3 separate regions of the Homo sapiens genome follow, and regions 2 and 3 are each linked to region 1. Evidence: chromatin loops called from intact Hi-C (ENCODE). Cell type or tissue: OCI-LY7. All regions are shown on one strand.

Region 1 (2,500 bases):
TCTCCTCAATGGACTTTGCCCACAGAAGTATCAGAAGAGATTAAAAAAGAGATTAAGGCCGGGCATGGTGGCTCATGCCTGTAATCCCAGAACTTTGGGAGGCCGAGGCAGGCGGATCATGAGGTCAGGAGATCGAGACCATCCTGGCTAACACGGTGAAACTCTGTCTCTACTAAAAAATACAAAAAATTAGCCGGGTGTGGTGGCTGGCGCCTGTAGTCCCAGCTACTCGGGAGGCTGAGGCAGGAGAATGGTATGAACCTGGGAGGCGGAGCTTGCAGTGAGCTGAGATCAAGCCACTGCACTCCAGCCTGGGTGACAGAGCGAGACTCTGTCTGAAAAAAAAAAAAAAAAGAGATTAAAATCTCTTAATTCTACACCTAGGCGATTGGACTCTTCTTTTATGCCTGGGCACTGCACACAGCTGAGATTGTGACCTTCATATGCATGCCCAGCCAACAGTATAAACTTCTTTCCTTCCACGTAAACAGCCCACTGTTGAGGTTCTGAATCTCACACCCAAAGGCAGGGAAGTGGGGAAATCGACTCTCATATGTAGATTTGGTTCACATTTGCGTTTGTGACTCTTAAATCAACATTTAGCAAACCTGTGAGGCCATCACTCTACTAAGAAGACACAGTCCACAGGATGGATTGAGGCTCTCATTCTTTGGTCCAGTCCACCATTGAGACTGTGACTCATGTAGTTATACCCAACATGACATTTCACTGTGCCGAGCACCTAGCTGATGTGACTCCTTTTATTTCTGGGTTCTGTCTCCAGAGAAGATTGTGAAATATTGCTAGGCCTTTCACCTAGATGATGTTACTGTCTTACCTCGGCTCTTTCCTCAAGGAATATCGTGACATATTGCTGGACCTAGCATCTAGGTGATCTGACTCTTTTCTGTTGCTAGGGATCTGCCTAAAAAAAGGATTTAGTTGTATTGCTGGGCTTAACACCTAGGCAGTGTGACCCTCCCCTCCCACCTGAGTTCTTCATACATTGTGTATTGAGACATAGGGTCAGGTCCAACACCTAGGTTATGCAACTCTCCTTGATGGGCTCTGCCCTTAGGGGTATCTTTTTATTCATTGCCTAAGTTATGTGACTCTCCTTTTCTGCCAGAGCTTTGCCAGAAGTGGGGATTGTGACATATAACTGGACCCAGCACCTCGGTAATATGACTGTTCTTGTTTTACTGGCCTGAGCATATTTTGGGTACTGTGATATATCTCTTAGCCCAACACCCAGGGGCTGGGAGGCTTCTGCTTGGGCCCTGTCCACAGGGGGCCTTTTGACATATTTCTGCATTTATCACCTAGGAGATGTAACTCTTCATTCTGCCTGAACCCTGGCCACGAAAAAAAAATCGTGACAGATTTTTTAGGCCAGTAACCAGGTGATGTGAATTTCCTCTCCTACCTAGGCACTGCCCATAGGGGGCACTGTGACATATCACTGGGCTCCACACCCAAGGTATGTGATTCTTCTGCCTGTTCCCTGCCCACATAAGGCATTATAACATGTTATTTAGTCCAAAACCCAGGTAATGTAACTCTCCTGCTTAGACCCTGACTACAGGGGGCACTGTGACATATCTCTATGCACATCTCGCAGGTGATATGACACTCTCGTTTTGCCTGATCACTGCTCATGTGGGGGATTGTAAAATACCACTGGGCCAAGCACCAAAGTGACATTGCTCTTTTCTCTTTGGCTTGGCCTTGCCCTCAGAAGGCATTGTGACATATTGCTGGACCCAGCACCAACGTGATGTGAGTCTCTTTCCTGAACTCTGTCCACAGGGGACATTGTGACATATCTCTGGGCCTGTCAACTACTTGATGTAACTCTCTACTCTTACCTGGGCATTGCCTGTAGAAGAGATTGTGACAATTCCCTCCTGAAAGCAGAACACGGGCAGCCGAGTTACATAACCTGGACGCATGGCCTAGTGATAGTTCCCAATCTTCCTTGTGGGCAGGGTGCAGGTAGGAAAGTCATATCTTCTAAGTGATAGATGCAGATAAGTATCAAAAGGTCCCCACATAGGCAGGATCCATGCACAAGCCTCCCATCTCCCAGTGGTGGGGCCCAGCAATTTGTTACGATACCCAAAATATGTGAGGCCCAGGCAAAAGGAGAGAGTCACATCACCTAGGTGCTGTGTTCAGTGATATGTCACAATCCTTCTATTTGGCAGGGCTCTGGTGGAATAAGAGAGTCACATCACATAGGTAATAAAGAAAAAGATATTTTAAAGTACCCTGTGGGCAAAACCCAGGCAGGAGAGTCACATCATGTAGGTATTGGACTCAGCCATATGTCATAACACACAATGAATACAGGACCCAGGCAAAGGAGGAGTCATATTATTTAGGTGCTGAGCCCACAGGTATATATCAGAATCTCACTTTTTGGCAAAGCTCAGATGTGAAAAGAGCATCATATCCAATAGTTGAGGGGCCTAGAGATATGTCAAAATGCCCTGGGTGG
Region 2 (2,500 bases), 310 kb after region 1:
CCAGGCACATCTGACCTTAATACCAGGAACTGGAGTGCTTGAAGGAGCTGCAGACGGATTAGCAGCCAGTAACCCATTAAAATGGATGAAAACACTTGGAAGCTCTGTGATTTCAATGATGATTGTGTTATTAATCTGTGTTGTTTGTCTTTGTGTAGTCTGCAGATGCAGATCCTGACTCCTGCGAGAAGTAGCTCACCGTGATAAAGCTGCCTTTGCTTTTATTGCCCTGCAAAAACAAGAAGGGGGATATGCTGGGGAATAGGCCCCCAAATCTGGACATAAACTGGCCCCAAAACTGGCCATAAACAAAATCTCTGCAGCGCTGTGACATGTTCATGGTGGCCATAACGCCCATGCTGGAAGGCTGTGGTTTACCGGAATGAGAGCGAGGAACACCTGGCCTATCCAGGGCGGAAAACCACTTATAGGTATTCCTAAACCACAAACAACCTATGCCTTAAGGACATGTTCCTGCTGCAGATAACTAGCCAGAGCCCATCCCTTTGTTTCGGCCCATCCTTTTGTTTCCTGTAAGGAGTGCTTTTAGTTAATCTATAATCTATAGAAACAATACTTATCACTGGCTTGCTGTCAATAAATATGTGGGTAAATCTCTGCTCATGGCTCTCAGCTCTGAAGGCTGTGAGTCCCCTGATTTCCCACTCCACATGCTATATTTCTGTGTGTGTGTCTTTAATTCCTCTAGTGCTGCTGGGTTAGGGTCTCCACGACCGAGCTGGGCTTGGCAAACGTAACTCTTTCTGGGTACTTCCTGTTGGAAAGGAGTGCTGTGGGCCGGGCGCGGTGGCTCACGACTGTAATTTCAGCACTTTAGGAGGCCAAGGTGGGTGGATAATGAGGTCAGGAGTTCAAGACCAGCCAACATGGTGAAACCCAATCTCTACTAAAAATACAAAAATTAGCTAGGCGTGATGGCATCTGCCTGTATTCCCAGCTACGCAGGAAGCTCAGGCAGAAGAATTGCTTGAACCTGGGAGGCAGAAGTTGCAGTGAGCTGAGATCATGCCATTGCACTCCAGCCTGTGTGACAGAGCAAGACTCCATCTCAAAAAACAAAAAAAGAGAGAAAAAATGAAAAGAAAGAAAAGGAGTGCTGTGGCAGGGGGACAGCAGTTGGGGCTCCTTCTGAGGTTGATCTAAGGGTTCTCAAAAGAATGGTGTGTCCATGTGTGGCTCTGTTCATAGCACCATTTAAGGTTTAATTGTTTCTAGGTGAAAAGAGAGAAATTTTTCAAGAAGGCTTGAAATATAGGGTTAGAATATGAGTATTTAGCTTACCATTGTTAGTAGAGATCCTATAGACCATAACTGTGACAGCAGAGTTTGTTAGCTGTTAGCTACACCAATGGATTGTAATACCAGTTTGCCTCCACTAGATGTTGCTGTACATTGCCAGAAATGTTAATATGAAAGTAACATTTGTTTTGAGAAAACATACATTTCCCCCATGACTTGCCATTAGGGAATACTATTAGGTTTAGGCCATCTTTTATAACTTACAATATCATTGGGAGAATACGTTATTGGGTGGCTAAAATAACTTTAGTGTTGATCTTAGCAATTTCTTTCCTTTAATTATTAAATTCTTTCATGACAGGCCCTCTTACAAGATTCTTAAAATTTCTGACTTGTCCTAAACATCCTTCCTTTAAACAGCCAGTCATTTCCTTTCAGGACAAGAATTTACCATACAAGATATTTTCTTATATAAAATCTTTTTATAACCTTCTTTCCATAGCTTAGAGTGCACCATAGTACTAATCTTTAATACAAAGTCCTATCAAACTTAACGATAGTAAAACTTCCATGCTTACTTCCTATCCATAACTCTTACTCCTGCTATAAGCAAAACAAACTTGACTAAATCTTTTCTGCAACTGCTAATCCTTTTACAAAGATAATAATTAGGCAAATTGTTTCAGCAATTAGAATTTTACAACCAGAATTCCACATTGTGGGTGCCACAGTGTACAGTTCTATTGCAAATAATAGCGTGAATATAACAATTCCTGCAAAAGTGGTGTAGTAAATAGTTTCTGTTTAAAACTTTACTTGCCAAGCTATAACATTCTCCTTTGGGAATTTATGAAGTTACAAATGCAATTCTATGTATAATTGAAATTTCTGGCAAATATGCATTAAAAAGAAGGTCTAATATTTGGCGGTGAATTTTGAGAGGAAATGTAGAATTTTTTTAAAGTATCTGGTGAGGTAGATGGGATTGAGTAAGATGAGTAGCTCTCACTCAGTTACTTATCTTTTACGATTTTCAGGTTAAGATCTTCTATTTCTCCACACTGATATTCAGGACATTCCTCTGGGCTGTCAGAGGTTGCTCCCTCAGCTCTTCAGGCTTTGACTTGAGTGTGATGCATTCAGAATTTGATACCTGTAACTTTTACTGCCAAGGGGCTTGAAAGAAAATCAGTGTAGGGCTCTTCCCAGTTTGAGTTTAGGAAAGGAGAGAGTTTTCACT
Region 3 (2,500 bases), 76 kb after region 1:
AGTATGTGTATATCTTTATGCCATGTATGGCATATTTTGATACAGGCATATAATTTTATGTATTAATCACATCAGGGCAAAAGATGTATCCATCAACTCCAGCATTTCTCCTTTGTATTACAAACCAATTCTGCACTTTTAGATACTTTAGAATGTACAGTCGTTACTACAGGGTCATTTTATGGTTATAATAAAAATTATATACAAGTATAAATAAACCATGAGAAAATTCTGAGTTCTGAATAAACATTTAAAAAATGTTATATATTTTTCTTTGAACATGTGACCTCTCTGCCTGCAAACATACAGCATTTTAGTTTTGATTTACATACACTTAACTATACACATATATTACTCTAAAAATGAACCTTAGGTATGAGAAAATTATGGAGCAAGTAAGTGTGTTTGTGTATTAGCTTGTACCTATTTTCAGAAGACGAGCAATATTGGAACAAAACTAATCTTTTTTTTTTTCGAGACGGAGTCTTGCTCTGTCGCCCAGGCTTGGAGTGCAGTGGTGCGATCTCGGCTCACTGCAAGCTCCGCTTCCCGGGTTCACGCCATTCTCCTGCCTCAGCCTCCCGAGTTGCTGGGACTACAGGCGCCCAGCACCACGCCCGGCTAATTTTTTTGTATTTTTAGTAGAGACAGGGTTTCACCGCATTAGCCAGGATGGTCTTAATCTCCTGACCTCGTGATCCGCCCGCCTCGGCCACCCAAAGTGCTGGGATTACAGGCGTGAGCCACCGCGCCCGGCCAAAACTAATAATTTTTAAAAGGTGACTAATTTACTAGACAACTGAAAACCTCAAAAATGCTGAAAGCAAATCTATACCCTCTGCTTTGCATTGAATTCATTTCTGTAAAATCTGGCTTACGATTTAGAATCTCCCCATGCAAAGTTTTTGTTTATACTTGCGTGATACTCATGCTACACCTTTAATTTTCTTGTTACTTATGCGTTTTTCTTTTATAATTTATCAGGTATTCATCATGTGAGCTGGTCATGGATTATAAGAATGATTTTTATAAAGTTTAGGAGTACACACAAAATAACTTCTAGATGTGTTTCCAAAATTTGTGTATTATATTTTATTTAGAACATTCTATTTCTTCTTTCCATTGTAGAATCCTATATAAGCCTACTTTTCTTTAGTTAGTATTCTTTTGTCTTGTTATAGGTGACATAAGTAAATTTATTTATTGAGCTAGTTCAGGTAAGAACTAGAAAGACTTCATAAGTCATGAAAATGTTTTTATATATAGATGTAGCAAACAAACATGACATTGCTTATGGTGTAACAGATGCTCCATAATGAGCCATATGTATTTCTGCTGGTGTTAGTTTGTAACTAACTTCAAGTCAGAGATGGAAAATATTAATAGTGAAGAACTAACATTGATTTTTTATGTGGAGAGAACATTTTTTTTCAGGCTGCAAAGCTGAATCTTGCTGTTTTTTTTTTAATTTCCTAATTATCTTCAGTTTTGTTTATCTTATGTGTCTTCAGTGTATTCAACACAGTCCTTCTTTTTCTGTGTTATTGCCACAGTTTTCTCACTGTTGTCTTCATGCCATGTCAATTCACATGGTACTTTGTAGGCTTTGATGAGAAAGTTGGTATTTTTTAATGCACTGAAAAATTGGTTATAACTAGAGAGTTTGCTTATCAATATAACTTTCAGATTAGTTAAGAAAAAAGGCATTTAATGTCCACAGGTGAGAGGATTAAATCAGCATTGTTTTCCCCTGTTTTTAAAAGGAGCATCTTATTAAATTCTTACATAAAGTGTGGCAAATATTAAATTTACTAGAAAATAGATCTTAGAAATTAAATTTTTAAGAGAGCTAATGGTAAGTGAAGAATTTTAAATTTAATTTTCCATGATATAGCACAGCATACTTTTTTTTTGCAGAATCTTCTATTTTAAAGGGTGAATATTCAAGGTTGCAAAGTAATATGACCTCTGTTGATTCAATATTTGGAATACTATGTCTTTTCTATATTGATAGGTACAATTCAGAAAAATTTCTCACTCTTTATATAATTATTTTAATAACTGGTTTAGTCTACAGTTTTTATTCTTAGTCACCTAACTAGCCAACTTCTTATTTTCTATGGAAAACTTTTGGAGATAATGGCAGCTTTTGGATTAAAACGTTTTCTGTTATTTTGCATGCAAACTTATTTACTGTGTTAACAGAGTAGTTAGTCATGAGACCATAAGAAACACCTCTTTTTCAGTGTCTTTCATTCCATTACTGTCTGCAATAAATAAATGTGTATTTGCTCTGTAAAACATTATGTTTGGAAGTATATATACATTGTCAAATGCTTAATTTTAGGTCATTAAAGTTTTACCTCACAGAGTTAACATTTTTGTGGTGAGAGCAGATGACATTGTCAGCATTTTCCAAAAATACTAATATATTATTATAATCTATAGTCACCATGCTTTAAAAAAAAAAACCTCCTGAACTTCTTTCTATCCAACTATA

What was found. Peaks named below come from ENCODE experiments on the same cell type or tissue, not always from the same donor. Only the 100,000 strongest peaks of a DNase experiment are listed, where the experiment ranks them.
Region 2: it touches region 1 in a loop (4-fold over the local background); 3 of 110 quality-filtered maps call a loop at or near these places.
Region 3: it touches region 1 in a loop (2.5-fold over the local background); 2 of 110 quality-filtered maps call a loop at or near these places.

What each region holds. Positions count from the first base shown.
Region 1 is chr7:64,635,093-64,637,592 of GRCh38, forward strand. All of the region lies in intron 3 of LOC124901656 (a long non-coding RNA gene), which reads left to right. It overlaps LOC105375326 (a long non-coding RNA gene), which reads right to left and starts at 986. Exons shown (of 3, transcript XR_927602.2): 1 at 839-986. In OCI-LY7, a CTCF peak has its summit at 1,539 (motif pointing right); a DNase peak (open chromatin) is centred at 1,529.
Region 2 is chr7:64,950,046-64,952,545 of GRCh38, forward strand. No RefSeq gene overlaps it. Among named protein-coding and RNA genes, the nearest start is that of ZNF117, 40 kb to the right of the region's middle. In OCI-LY7, CTCF peaks have their summits at 1,413 (motif pointing right) and 1,612; a DNase peak (open chromatin) is centred at 1,396.
Region 3 is chr7:64,711,320-64,713,819 of GRCh38, forward strand. It overlaps ZNF107 (zinc finger protein 107), which reads left to right. Exons shown (of 4, transcript NM_001282359.2): 4 at 1-258. Among named protein-coding and RNA genes, the nearest start is that of MIR6839, 34 kb to the left of the region's middle. In OCI-LY7, no CTCF peak of the experiment used is centred here; no DNase peak of the experiment used is centred here.